4 separate regions of the Homo sapiens genome follow, and all the other regions are linked to region 1. The links are chromatin contacts, found by Hi-C or POLR2A ChIA-PET in ENCODE. All regions are on one chromosome and are shown on one strand. The core of a region is the stretch at or near the end of the contact, and the rest is flanking DNA. Distances in the headings are between cores, read along the strand shown.

Region 1 (3,349 bases), core at 594-3,093:
GTCTAACCTATACAAAAGCCAGCAGCTAAGAACACACAGCATCTACAGAACAGAAACTTTATCCCAGCTCAGGGACAACAAAGTCTCTCTCCCATCCTCAGATCTCATCCCTCCTGGACAGGTTCTTTCTTCCCACCTTAAGTCTCCCCACTTCTCAAACATGCTCCATCCAACTGTTGACCAGGTGTCATTTCCACCTTGCAGTCCAACTTCTGTGGGAGGTGGACACGGGGAAAGAAGACCACCACGGAGGGGATGGCTGTATGTGTGTAGAGGAAGTATTGGTAGTAGAACTAAAGATTCTGCCAGCATTTTGTGTCCAACACAGTTGCTACATGTACTATAATTATCTCATTTGTGTGAAAATTCAAGGATCTGCATTCTGCTATTTTCATCAGGCTGAACTGCAGATGCTGAGGAATATGGCAAGAAGTTGGGGTTCAAAGTCTGATGCCAAAGCTAGCAACCCGAGAAATAAAACCGCTGATCACCAGCTCCCCACTCAGGCCCAGCCCCCTTTTAGAGCCCCCAGACTCCCCACGCAGGGCCCTAGCCCCCTAGTCTTCCCCGTCAATGCCCTGTTGGCAATACAGCCATCAGGTTCTATCAGAGTGAGCTGTTTTTATATGATTATTTTCCCCCCTGGGAAGACGGCTTTGTCTGTGAAAGTCCCCCCAACCAGGCGCCTTATAAACGCCTAAAACAGACAGAGTTGAGGAGAAAGGAGGGGAAAGGAGGAGGGAGCAAACCCGGAGGGGGGCCCTGAGGTTCGCAGCGGGCAGGATGGGGGTATGAGGCCGGAGTCGGCGGCTCCCAGGCCCCCAGCCCCGTCAGGGCGCCCCCGTCCCCAGGCGCCAGAGCCGGGGTCCGCAGCCCCCTAGCACTCCCTGGACGGCCGCGGGCCTCCCACAGGCCTCGAAGTCCAGAGACTGATCCTGCGACCGGAAACGCCCCCCTGCCCAGCAGGCCCAGACCGCGCCCCCCTTTCCTGCCGCCCCCTTCCCGCGGGCCCGGCTGCAGGCCCCGGATCCCCGGGCTCGCGTGGCCGCCGCAGCCGAAAGGGGCGGCCCGTCGGGCGGCCCCGCTCCCCGGCCCTCGCCGCGGCCCCTCCAACTCCGGGTGCTGCGGGGCCAAGGACAACACAAAAGGAAGGGGGGCCCTGCCAGCGACGCCCCTGCCAGCCCCCGAGACCCCCTGCGCGGGGTCGGCAAAGCATCTGGACACCCCAGAAGCTCCGGACGCCGAAGAGAGAGGCCCCACGAAAATTTCAAGACACCTCCTGGGGGCTGCAGGGGCGGCCAAGTCTCCCCAGCGCCAGGTGCCCCCGGCCACACGGTAACTTTTAAACTTTGGGGCAGGGCACGGGGACCGGGATCCCCAAAAAGGAGCAAATGGGGTTTTAGAGACGATTTATTTTTTGCAAAATCCCACTTTCCAGGTGGCCCGGCGCGCGGCCCCGGCCTGGAAAGGGCTCTCTTCGCCTCTTCCCCAGCCCTGCCCGGCCCGGGCGTCCCCGAACCCTCGCGCGCGGGCGGCTCCGGACGCAGTGTCCCCGGCCTCTGCCCCGCGGGGCTCGGGCCGCGCCAAGCACTCACCTCCGCCGGGCTGCGCTCCCCGCGGGCCTGCGCCGAGCCCGATAAATGGTATGCTATGACTAGAGGTATGATTACGTTATTATTATTAGTAATAATAAGAGTAAATGCTATTTAATTACGGGCGGCCGCATCCTGCTCCCGGCGCCGCCGCCCCGGCAGCTCCGTCCATGTGGCTCTGGAGCGCTTTACTTTCATTTCCAGCCCCTCGGCTGGCCGCTCGCGGCAGCACCCGCTGGAGGCACTGTCTCCCTGCAGCTCTTCCTCCTCGGGTCCTAGAGAGCTCGGCTCCCGTCGCCTCGCCGCGCCCGGGGTGGGCGGCGCGGGCTGCGCACCTGGGGAGAAGGGCGGGGGGCGTGGGGGCGAGTCGGGGAAGCCCCATTCCCCGTCGAAAGCTCATGCCTGGAATTCACCTTTATTTTCTTTAAAAGTGTCCTGCCTTTTAGGGGGGTTTCTTTTGGCAGTTCTGCATTTCTGGGCTGATGCTGCTCAAACCCAGCGCCTCCGCCCTTCCCCATCTGTGTCAAAAGTCCCCCCGCCCCCCTTCTCCGGCTTCCAGGTGCTTTCATGGAAGGCTGCCCAAAACCCTGGTTGCGTTGTGCCCTTCTCATAGATGGGAACCGGAGACACATAGAAGAATCAGGACCTCACTTGGCTGGAGTTTTATGTATAGGATGTTAAAAAAAATATTGAATGACACTTGTTAAAGACTACAAGGCCGACTTTATTGGCATCATGATGGGTGTAGGGACCACTGCAGTGGGTTTTGCGGTCAGGGAGAGTATTTGGGCTCAATTCAGAAATCAGCATGGGCAACTGGGAATTTATGAGGAAGGAGAAAGGATCCACTGATTGAGCGCCAGTGCATAGGAAACTGCATCAGAGATGAGAGGATTCTCGCTTAAACCCATCTAACAAGATTCTTGCTGAAGGCAGGGCAAGGTGATCAGACATCACCTGGGGAATGGTGGAAAATGAGGAACCTGATTAGATATTGACAATCAGGGCTGGGTGCAGTGGCTCACGCCTGTAATCTCAGCACTTTGGGAGGCCAAGACGGGTGGATCACCTGAGGTCAGGAGTTCAAGACCAGACTAGCCAACGTGGTGAAACCCCATCTCTACAAAAATACAAAAATTAGCCAGGCGTGGTGGTGGGTGCCTGTAATCCCAGCTACTCAGGAGGCTGAGGCAGGAGAATCACTTGAACCCCAGAGGTGGAGGTTGCAGTGAGCCAAGATCATGCCATTGCACTCCAGCCTGGGCAACAAGAGCAAAACTGTCTCCAGAAATATATGTGTGTGTGTGTGTGTGTGTGTGTGTGTGTGTGTGTGTGTGTGTGTGTGTGAGTTCCCAATACCCCCTAGGCAATTTACAATGAAACACCCTTGACAACTTATCACATTTACCACCATGGTTATTATCACTCTCATTTCATCGATGAGGATGCTGAGGCCAGTTGGATTGCTGCATTTTGCCTCAAGTGAACTAGATGGCAAATGGTCTGGTGATTCCACCACCCCAGGTTGCTGGTGAAATAATGAACACATATTCTTGAAGAGGACTGTCCATCATTCAAGGGGGATTCAGCAGGACACCAGCCTCTTATCTCTTCAAGTTGGTACCAACTTGTTCAATTGTTTGGGCTGCCTAAGATGGTAAAGGGGTCTTTATTACAAGACCCCAACCAGAGGTGAGGATGCTTTGGAGAAAAGGGCCAGGAGGAGGCCGGGCGCGGTAGCTCACGCCTATAATCCC
Region 2 (3,349 bases), core at 487-2,986, 230 kb before region 1:
ACTGTTGCAGTTCCTTCATTCTGTTGAGGGCACTGCCAGCGCGGAACCACTCAATCTGCGTCTCGTTGAAGGTGTGGTTCAGGAGGATGGTCTCCTGGGTCCCGTTGGGGTGCTTGATGATGCACTTCAGGGGCTGCAAGGAGAAGGTGGGTGTGGGTGGAAGTGGTGGGTACTGTGTGCCCTTGGCCCCGCAGGGGGGTCAGGGAGACAGGGCACTGCCTGGGGACCTAAGAGGTCAGCAGGCAAACCAAATCCTAGGCCAGTCTGTGCCTGATGGCCCAGGTCAGACCCAGGTGGCACCTACAGGGGATTCCTGGGGCCCAGAGGGTCCTGCAGTGGGTGGGCTGTCCCCTGAGTGCCAGGTCCTGGTGAGTAAAGGGAGGTTGGGGAGGTGTGAGGGCCCCGGGTTGACTCCAACCCCCAACTCTGAGAAGCCACTTTGCTTTCTCTGTGGGGCCACCTGGAGAACTGGGGGCCTTTCCAGCTGGAATGAAGCCTCCTGGGAGAAGCTACCCTGGGGCCAGTGCAGGAGGGGAAACAAGGTGGCTGCCCCTCACCCCACCACCTCAGGGGGACCCGGGCCCCTAACCTTGCCAGGGGTGAAGTCCTTCAGGCCCTGAATGGTCAGCTTGTCCACAGGGTGAATCTTGTTGTAGTCAGCCGGGTCAGCGAAGGTCAGAGGCAGCAGGCCCTGTTTCTTCAGGTTGGTCTCTGGAAAGCAGGCGGCATTCGGTCATCGGGGGCCTGACTAGCCTGGAGAGCTTCATTTTCTGAACCCATCTGGGGCTCTGGGAGATGCCCCTAATCCTGCTGCCTGGGACAATGCCCGGGCAGTGACTATGGGGCCCTGGTCTGCTCCCTTTCACTAGGGGTGCCCCTAGCAAGTGTGCGCTGGTGCTGAGGTCTGCGAGGCCTTCCTGCTGCACATTCATGATCAGAAAGAACCCCCTGGCACATGTCCTAGATCTCAGCGGCTCAGATCTACAAGCCTGGAAGCAGGGCCTGCGGGAAGCCGGGAAGCTGAGCGTCGGATGTGCACTGTGTGAGCCTAAGAAGGGGCAAGAGGCTGACGGGCCTGTGGGCTGCAGTGGACACAGCCTAGAACCAGGCCCAACTCAGCCACGGGCAGGGAGAGTGACCTTGATCACTAGGGATGGGATGAGGATGGCCTGGGTACAGACTCCAGCTCACCGTGGATCCTGGCAAAGCTCTTGGTGATGATGGCCCGGCCCCCAAGGTGGCGAGGCTCCAGAGCTGCATGCTCCCGGCTCGAGCCCTCGCCGTAGTTCTCGTCTCCGATCACCACCCACCTGATGCCATGTTTCTGTCAGGCAAGCGGGGGTAAGGTTATAAGGCAGAGGAGGGCACCGTCCTCACCTGTCTGGCCCTACCTGCCTGGCCTCACCCACCTGGCGCCTGGGCATCCTGAGGCTCCCGGTAAAGGGGCTGGAGGGGCCCTTCCTCGCCTGCTGCCTAAGGGCAAGTGAAGCCTGCGTGAATGAGACCCAAACGAGGCCCCGAGGGGACAGAGGCACGTGGTTGTTTGCAGTGGCAAAGAAGACAGAAGCCACCCATTGGTGCTTGGCAGAGGCAGGTGTGTGTGGAGGGAGGTTGGGTGAGACAGGGACGGCCTCCGGGCCCCACACAAGATGCATCTGTGAAGCTCAAGGCGCCCCCTTCCTGGGAGCACCCTCTGCCCCACCCAGCCACCAGGGGGTGCCAGAGTCCTTTCACCCGGCTGGGCCAGGACTTGGGTTCAGCCCTGGTTCTGTTTGTTTCTCAAAGCAGAAAAAGTCCAATCACCTCAGACCCTCTCTGCCTGCTCACTGTGAGGCCCCGTGTAGCCCCCTCTCTGAGCTTTTGGCCTCTGACTTCCTGAGTCGGCCCCCTTCCTTGTCTTTGTCTAGGGCCAGATATCCTAAGATATCTCTCACTAACTCCTCCTGGTGCAGGGACCCGGCTGTACCACCGGACCTGGGCCTCATGCCTTCTCAGCCACAGGGAGGGGCTGCAGGCCTCTCCTCCCTTCCACAGCAGTCCCCTTTGGGCTTGGTCGGCCTCCTTCCCAGTTTCCACTCCCCTAATGTCCTCCCTGCACCTGCCTTGCAGGCCCCTTCAGGAGTGACCACTGGCATTGCCCCTATCAACTCTGACCCACCTTGTAGTAGCGGGCAGTGTCAGGGACGGGGCCAAACTCCTGAGTGACGGCATTGCGCACGGAGTTGGCCTTGCCGTTTTCAATGTTGATGGCACCAATGAGCAGGTTGTTGGAGATGTTATCCAAGTGCCCACGGAACTTGAGCCAGGGGCCAGCAGCTGAGATGTGGTCAGTGGTACACTTCCCTTTGACCTTGGGTGGTAAGTAGAGAGGACAGAGGTCAGGGCATGGCCCTGGAGGGGTGGATGACAAGCCCTCCAGAGGCAGGCAGCAGGCCCCGGGGCCCAGGAGGGGTGACAGAGGGGTGAGAGGCAGGCAAGTCTTCAGACACGTGTTCTGTGGTCCTGGTGCTTCCACCCTAAGGCCACATGGGCTCAGGCCAGGCCTTCATCCCCTCAAAGGCCTCTGGCTGCTCAGTCTCCCTTATGGGGCAGAGGCCGCCCAAAGTTGGGACAGGTCAATGTTCGCTCACCCTTCAGGCCTCAGCTGCAAGATCAGCCACAGACCTCATGCTGGACACAGGAGCCCAGGACATGCCTGGGTCCTGGCTGATGACTGATTAGTCTCTTCTGTCACAGGGGTGCCTGGAGACCCCTTAATAAGCAGCATAAATAAATATCTGACACAGATTGGAGGCCTCTGGCCACACCAAAAAGGCTTGTTTTTGGTCGGTGCCAAACACAAGCCATCCCATATCCACGGGTGCCCAACTGTGGGGGCAGGAGTTGTCCATGGCTTCCAGAGCCTGTGTGGACGTGCCAGGTGTGGAGCCTGCTGTGCAATCACACACACTGTCCCAGCCCAGCCTGAGCTGTACTCACCTGCCCACACCCACTGGAGGTGGCTCTGATCAGCTGCTGCTGGATGGCTGAGGGCCCCAGACGGAGGCTGGCCAGATCTAGCTCTGCCCAGTTCGGGGCCACAGAGAAGGGGGACGCTGGACTGCGTTGCGATACCCTCTCTGCTCTGCAGCCAAACCTCCCTTCCATCTCCCACCTGCGTCTTGACTGTGCTCACTTCCTCCAGGTTCATGGCCCTTCCCGATGCTCAGGGGACGGGGGGCCCTGGCAGGGTGGGGCTGTCCTGCCGTCCCCATGCTGCTGACCTTGATGAGGATCTGCAGGTCCTCCAGGTCCTTGCCATCCCACTTGTCAAAAGGCTCCAGGAGCTGCAGGCGCTGGCTGGTGGGGC
Region 3 (3,349 bases), core at 539-3,038, 200 kb before region 1:
TACTCCTGTCACAGCCGTCCTTGACAAACAATAGGTCCTTTACTATAATTAGATGATGCTGTGCTGGAGGCTGGAGATCCAGATTAAGGAAGTCCCTACCCTTAAAACCGAAGTGGGGATACCAGTAGATAGAAAGCAAAGTGGCATGAGAAAGGGAGTATGGGGTAGTGGTTAGAGTACTAGAGGGTACAAAGACGAGACACCACCACTCATGCACTGCATGGTTGTGGGCAGGTTCCTTCTCCAGCTGAGCCTCAGCTACCCAGCGGGTAGACTCAGATTTGTTCTCTCCCAGGATCACCACTGTCAGTATCAAAGAAGCCACCAGGCAGGCAAGGGCACAGCCCCATCTGCAGTTGTTCAGGTTCCAATCAATCAAAGCAAACTTCTATGACAGCTCTCCTTCATGCCTGATGAAGAGCAAGGTGGAAGTGTGGCAGTGCAGGCTGGTGTGCATTGCCAGCCCCGACTCCTCATCCTCTGTGGTACCTTATTCATCCTTTTGGTGGCAGCATCTAACCCAGGACCTGGCACACAGGACAGCAGGGCAGAGCTGACTGCCATTTTACCAAGTGAGGAAAATGAGGTCCAGAAAAAAGACATGCTCAAGATCCCACCTTAGGCCAGGCACCATGGCTCGCGCCTGTAATCCCAGCACTTTGGGAGACCACGGTGGGAGAACAGTTTTGAGCCCAGGAGTTCGAGATCAGTGGCAATGTGGCGATACCCCATCTCTACAAAAAATAAAAAAAGTAGGTGAGCATGGTGGCTCACGCCTGTGGTCCCAGGTACTCAGGAGGCTGAGGTGGGAGGATCACTCAAACCCAAGAGATTGAGGTTGCAGTGAGCTGTGATCGTGCCACTACACTCCAGTGTGGGCAAGAGAGTGAGACCCTGTCTCAAAAAAAAAAATAGTCCCAGCTGGGCACAGTGGCTCACACTTGTAATCCCAGCACTTTGGGAAGCTGAGGCAGGTGGATCACCTGAGGTCAGGAGTTTGAGGCCAGCCTGGCCAACATGATGAAACCCCATCTCCACAAAAATACAAAAAATTAGCCAGGCATCGTGGTGCGTCCCTGTAGTCCCAGCTACTCGGGAGGCTGAGGCATGAGAATTGCTGGAACCTGGGGGGCGGAGGTTGCAGTGAGCCGAGACTGCACCACTGTACTCCAGCCTGGACCAGAGTGAGACTGTCTCAAAAAATAAAATAACATAACATAAAATCATAAAATAAAATAGGCCAGGCGCAGTGGCTTACGTCTATAATCCCAGGACTTTGGGAAGCCGAGGCAAGCTGATTGCTTGAGCTCAGGAATTCGAGACCAGCCTGGGCAACATGGCAAAACCCCATCTCTACTAAAACTACAAAAATCAGCCGGGTGTGGTGGCAGGTGCCTGTAATTGCAGCTACTCAGGAAGCTGAGGCACAAGAATCGTTCCAACTGGGGAGACAGAGGTTGCAGTGAGCCAAGATTGCACCACTGCAATCCAGTCTGGGCAACAGGGCGAGACTATGCCTCAAATATATATATATTTATATATATTTTTATTTTATATATATAAATATATATATACTCTGCCTCAAATATATATAAATAAAATAAAATAAAATAAAATAAAATTAAATTAAAAAGGTCCCATCTTAGTTTATCTTCTGGGTCTCAGACCTGAGCTCTCCTCTGTGCCTGTGCACTGAAGAGGAAATAGAAGATGATTCTCCAGGCACTGGGCCTGGTGGCTTCCAGAGGGCAGGCCGAGGGTCAGCAGCCTGCCCTGAAAAGGTTGGGAGGTTCAGGTTATAGTGCCAAAGTGTCTCAGAGACCTGGCTGTGGTTCACATCTAGAGGCTTCTTGATAACACAGATTCTCCCTTGGCAGAGAGGACAGAAGTTACACCACTGATCTGGAATGCCTTTCCTCAGCAGAAACCTTTGTACCTTGAATACCTTGACCCTGCCACTATCACCAAGCATCCTTCACAAAACACCTCCTTCTCTGCCTGACGGGCAGGCAGCAGACGCAATGCCCTTGACAGTCACAGCCTCCCATCTGCAGCCTTACCGTTTGCGAACAATGTTAATGTTCTTCTCTAGCAGGTCATAATGGATGTACTCGTTGGGCTCAAAGTGGCTCATCGCCACCTTGGCCCGTTGGCACAGGACTGAGGCCACATGGTACTGCCGCACACCCAGAGCTTTCTGCAAGAAGAAACATGACAGCCACTGTCAATGGAGCACTTAGGAGAGTCCATCCCCGAGGGCAGCTCAGTATGGTGAAAAAAATCCAGGAATTAAAGTGTCAAGAGCTGTTCAGTAACTGCAGCCTCAGCTTCCTCATCTGCAGGACAGGGATGACAAAGCAGCCACAAGGAACACAGCCTGGGGTAGGAAAAAAGTGCAAGGGATTTATAGACAAAAATCGCTGGGATCAAAGTCAAGTTCTATCATGTAAGGTGTATCAATGTAAGAAAAGCCCTCATTGACTAAAACCCAGAGGAGATAGAAAATAGGGATATAACCAGCTCTGGTGATCACACGGGGTACTGGGAAGGTTAAATAAGACCATAAGTGAAAGTGCTCATTAAGCTGTAAAACACTATCCAAACCATAGCTATTAGTCTACCTGCACTATAAGCTTCTTGAGGGTTGAGATCAAGCCTTATTTATCTTACTCATCTCTATGTCTGGACTACCTGGCACATACTGGAGATTCAACAAATATCCATGGGTCAGAGGGAAGAATGAATGAGGAAAACCCTGTGCGTGAGCTTTGGATGTTTCCTCATCCCTTCAAAAGGTGGTGCCTAATTCCCTTCCTTTTTTTTTTTTTTTTGAGACGGAGTCTTGCCGCCCAGGTGGGAGTGCAGTGGTGGGATCTCGGCTCACTGATACCGCCGCCTCCTGGGTTCAAGCTTCAATTTCTCCTGCCTCAGCTTCCCAGTAGCTGGGATTACAGGCACGCACCACCATGCCTGTCTAATTTTTGTATTTTTAGTAGAGACGGGGTTTCACCACGTTGGCCAGGCTGGTCTCAAACTCCTGACCTCAAGTGATCCATCTGCCTCGGCCTCCCAAAGTGCTGGGATTACAGGCATGAGCCACCGTGCCCAGCCATTACCCTCCCTTTGAATGTGTGGCGGACTTACTTCTACTTTATAGAATGTGACAAGGGATGCTATTGGACTTTGAGACTAGGTCATAAGAAGAACAGCTTCTGCCTGGCTTGCTCTCTCTCTTGGATTGCTCTGGGGGAAGACAGTCCCCATATTGTTAAGCAATCCTGGGAGAGGCCCACCTAGACAGGAACAGGGGCCTCTTGCCAATAACCAGCACCACCTTGCCAGGTGTGAG
Region 4 (3,349 bases), core at 696-3,195, 180 kb before region 1:
ACAGTTTTCCCAAAACTGGGAAACGGGAAAATTTTTTCCCATACTTGGAGCCTACGTCTCAGGCCTTGTAAAATCCTCACTGGTAAATCCCAGGCCCTCATCTAGAAGAAATACTTTCACTGCGCCCTCGCCCTCCACTTTCCCCCACTTTCTGGGGAACAAAGGGGCTGAGGGCAGGACTGAGGTGGCCTCGAGGCAGAAAATCTCCCCTCATCAACTCCCATAAGCCCCCTGGTTCAACATGACTAGGTCTGGAAGCTCACTCTCTTCCCAAAAGCCTATTCTACTACTGGTCAGTTCTAAGATTTTAAACTAATGCTTCTTAAATCAAATGAAAATGTGCCCCCATTACATCATTCCAGCTTTGGAGATCTGGGCTCAAATCCCAGCTCTGCCCCTTACAAGCTGTATAACCTTCTGTGGTTTTATTTAATCCCTCTAAACATCAATTTTTCCCATCTGTAAATGGGGATAATGCTTCACAGGCTGCAGTGAGGATGAAAGGAGAGAACCTAGACCAGTGCCTGGCACATGACAGGCCTAACTTCCTAGTCCTATCCTTTGGAACCAGATCAAATGAGGCTAGTCAGTCTTCCACAACCAGCCCTTCAAATCACTGAAAACCACAATTATGTCTTCTCCATCCTAAGCATCGTTATAGCACTTCCTCAGCCACAAAACAACTTCCTAATTTTACACCTAAGTGGGAGTCTCCCATCAGGGTGACCAGTAGCCAGATGCCCACAGATCTGTTTTGGAGTAACTATCACCTCCCACACATCTCTGTGTGACTCTTGTGAACCTTGCTGTGCATAGCTCAGCCTCCCTAACTGCCTGAAGCTGCAGAGGCTCAGAGACAGGAAGGGGCCTGCCTAAGGTCAAACAGCTGGGAACTTGCAGAGGCCGAGACTTTCTCCCTGTGCTACCGACAGTGTCTCCCAACCTCTGCTTCAGGCCCAGCGGCCAGGTGGGCTGAGTCCTCCAGGGGGTTGTTGGTCCCAACTGCTGACCCTAAGTGCCTTTGCTGAGTCTAGCTGGATGAGCCACAAATCTCCAGGGCTTCCAGGGAGTAAGGGAGGCTCTGCTGATCCTGCATCTACCAACACAGAACAGTGGGCAAACGCTGAGGGAAGGGGCATCCCCACAGCAGACCCCCACCGGGGAGCCAGGCACCACACGGCTAGGCAAGACAAGGGAAGAAAGGATGCTGCTGGCGAGATGACAACAGCTCTCTTACCCTAACAATTGTGCCAAGTGGGATTACTACAGGTCATTCTGTCCCTTGTTTACATGAGAAGACAGAGACTTGGACCAGATGGGAAAGTAAAGTCCACTAAAATATAAGCTCCATGGGGACAAAAAATGGTCTATTCTGGTCACAATATATTCAGAACCTAGGACAATGTCCAACACATAGAAGAAGTTCAAGAAAGACTTACTGATGAAACAGATGAAGGCAGAGCCGTGACACGACCACCGGCCTTCTGGATTGTGCTTTCAAACTCAAGTTAAGTGCCTCTGGCAGAAGCCGTGATGAGCAACAGCACGGGTTCAGAGCTGTGGCAGATGGGAAAAGGGCCCACCCCACGGCACATCACATGTACACCCACTCAGAACTCCCCACAACCCCACTCGGCCAAAGTCAGACATGCTGCCCTCTCTTCCCAAAGGACGGAGGTCGGAGGTCTTCCCTTGGGACCAGTTGTATTCAGAGAATACTACAATCGAAACGGACTGACCTATTCTCGGGCAGGCTTCTGCCCACCTTGTCCAGCATGGTGCATACAGCACTGCTTGTTGGGGAGCCATGTACCAGTGAGCCCCAGCATACAGAGCAAGCTACAGAGCTGAGGGTGCCGAGCCACCCAAACAGGCCAGGGTCCGGGAGAGGCCAGGTCTCTTGAGACAGTTGCTTTAACAACTGACAGAGAAGTCACCAAGCACTTGTCAGAGTGCCATCATGGAAACACTCCAAGACAAGTGCCGAGTCACAGAAATGGCATCCACTCTAGGGCTGGAGGGATCTGGCTTGGAATCTCAGCTTCCCTAGCTGTGGGACCTCAGGTAAGATTCTTTACCTCTCTGAGCCTTAATTTCCTCTTCTGTAACATGGGGGTAAAAGAGCAGAGATTTTGGCCGAGGGTAATGGCTCATGCCTGTAATCCCAGCACTTTAGGAAGCCGAGACAGGTGGATCACCACCACTCCTGAGCCCAGAGTTCAAGACCAGCTTAGGCAACAAAGCGAGACCCCCATCTCTACAAAAAAATACAAAAATTAGCCTGTGTCTATAGTCTGAGCTACTCAGGAGACTGAGGTGGGAGAATTGCTTGAGCCCAGGAGTTTGAGGCTGCTGTGAGCCAAGATCGAGCCACTGTACTGCAGCCTGGGTGACAGAGCAAGACTCCATCTCGGAAGAACAACAACAACAACAAAAATGGCAGAGATTTTGTGAGGATTAGAAAGACTTGTAAATACAGAGGAAAAGTCTAGAATGATAAACACAAAATTGCCCTGGGGACTGGGACGGGGAGAAGAGAGCTTTTATGAATATACTGCATTCTATTACAAAAAATATATACGAAAGGCATAGAGCTTGGTAGCTGGGCTTCTGGCAGGCATTCAATAAACGTAAGCTGCTATTACTCAGTTCGCCTGGGAGAATGAGATGCTGCTACTAAAACGTGGCCTGCCTGTGTACTGGGGAGAGGATTACGGGCAGATGTTTTTCCACTATGCCGCCTACTTCTCCCTCCCCAGCCACCAAAGACCAGAGCCCCAGAGCAGGTCCCAAGCACCAGGACAGCACATCTTGGAATTGAAATGGAACTGAAAAGGCCTCATCTATCCACTCCTTCTGTATTTGAATGCCTAACACACTCACCCAACCTAGCCAAGCTGTCTCCAGCAGTGGGGAACTCATACATTACACGGCAGCCCATTTCACAGAAGGATGACTTCGGGCTCACATCTCTTAGCAACTAACTGCCTAGCCCTTCCTGGCAGAGAAGTCTCAGGTGGACTCTGTCTAAGTGGGCAACACAGGAATGCACATCAGTCCACACCCTCCTAAGGAGAAGCATCTTCCCACACCTCCATTGCAGGGCTTCTAACAATTTTCTCCCCCTCCTGGTAGGCGATGCCTGGCTCCTCTCCTAAGAAATCAAAGCTAAACAATTCCCTCCTGCCAGCAGGCAGTCAGCTAGCTTGGTTGCTATGCAACTGGCAGGAACAAAAGTGATGCAGTCCTTTTCAGAGGCTTGGAAAGGGAGCAAGGAGCCATGTCTCTCCAAGTCAAAGCCTCTAAATGGGTACCAAAGGCAGCAGGGGGTTCCTTTAAGGAATAGGCT

What was found. A loop is a pair of places that touch in the nucleus more often than their neighbours do. ChIA-PET counts read pairs that join two places held with the same protein, here RNA polymerase II (POLR2A). Pooled maps may share reads with other maps.
Region 2: a loop to region 1 is called in a map of prostate gland, with 2.6 times the contacts of the local background. The contact joins the enhancer-like site here to the promoter of ZC3H7B in region 1. A Hi-C loop is called at or near these places in 5 of 168 maps with a recorded cell type or tissue (ascending aorta, esophagus muscularis mucosa, mammary epithelial cell and 2 more) and 11 of 50 pooled maps. POLR2A ChIA-PET finds 5 or more read pairs at or near these places in 1 of 52 experiments (activated CD4-positive, alpha-beta T cell).
Region 3: a pooled map shows a loop between it and region 1 (2.2-fold over the local background). The contact joins the enhancer-like site here to the promoter of ZC3H7B in region 1. A Hi-C loop is called at or near these places in 3 of 168 maps with a recorded cell type or tissue (ascending aorta, mammary epithelial cell and sigmoid colon) and 6 of 50 pooled maps. POLR2A ChIA-PET finds 5 or more read pairs at or near these places in 2 of 52 experiments (Caco-2 and activated T-cell).
Region 4: a loop to region 1 is called in a pooled map, with 2.5 times the contacts of the local background. The contact joins the enhancer-like site here to the promoter of ZC3H7B in region 1. A Hi-C loop is called at or near these places in 2 of 50 pooled maps. POLR2A ChIA-PET finds 5 or more read pairs at or near these places in 5 of 52 experiments (Caco-2, GM12878, WTC11 and 2 more).

Annotation. Positions count from the first base shown.
Region 1 is chr22:41,300,019-41,303,367 of GRCh38, reverse strand. ZC3H7B (zinc finger CCCH-type containing 7B) reads right to left here and starts at 1,843. Exons shown (of 23, transcript NM_017590.6): 1 at 1,596-1,843. It also overlaps a transcript of RANGAP1 not described here. RefSeq lists silencers at 1,467-1,536, 1,817-2,156 and an enhancer at 1,234-1,735.
Region 2 is chr22:41,525,263-41,528,611 of GRCh38, reverse strand. ACO2 (aconitase 2) reads right to left here. Exons shown (of 18, transcript NM_001098.3): 14 at 3,264-3,349; 15 at 2,159-2,350; 16 at 1,192-1,324; 17 at 590-711; 18 at 1-133. POLR3H (RNA polymerase III subunit H) reads left to right here. Exons shown (of 6, transcript NM_001018050.4): 6 at 1-2,813. Among named protein-coding and RNA genes, the nearest start is that of POLR3H, 18 kb to the left of the region's middle. RefSeq lists a silencer at 2,111-2,325 and an enhancer at 3,298-3,349. Within about 2 kb of position 1,736, at least 19 of the 41 ENCODE cell types and tissues checked have a DNase peak (open chromatin) inside an H3K27ac peak, as active enhancers do; they include ascending aorta and prostate gland, where a contact is called at or near this core.
Region 3 is chr22:41,498,574-41,501,922 of GRCh38, reverse strand. It overlaps ACO2 (aconitase 2), which reads right to left. Exons shown (of 18, transcript NM_001098.3): 2 at 2,061-2,197. Among named protein-coding and RNA genes, the nearest start is that of ACO2, 31 kb to the right of the region's middle. Within about 2 kb of position 1,788, at least 5 of the 41 ENCODE cell types and tissues checked have a DNase peak (open chromatin) inside an H3K27ac peak, as active enhancers do.
Region 4 is chr22:41,479,897-41,483,245 of GRCh38, reverse strand. The region is part of intron 1 of ACO2 (aconitase 2); the gene reads right to left. Among named protein-coding and RNA genes, the nearest start is that of ACO2, 12 kb to the right of the region's middle. Within about 2 kb of position 1,945, at least 15 of the 41 ENCODE cell types and tissues checked have a DNase peak (open chromatin) inside an H3K27ac peak, as active enhancers do; they include GM12878, where a contact is called at or near this core.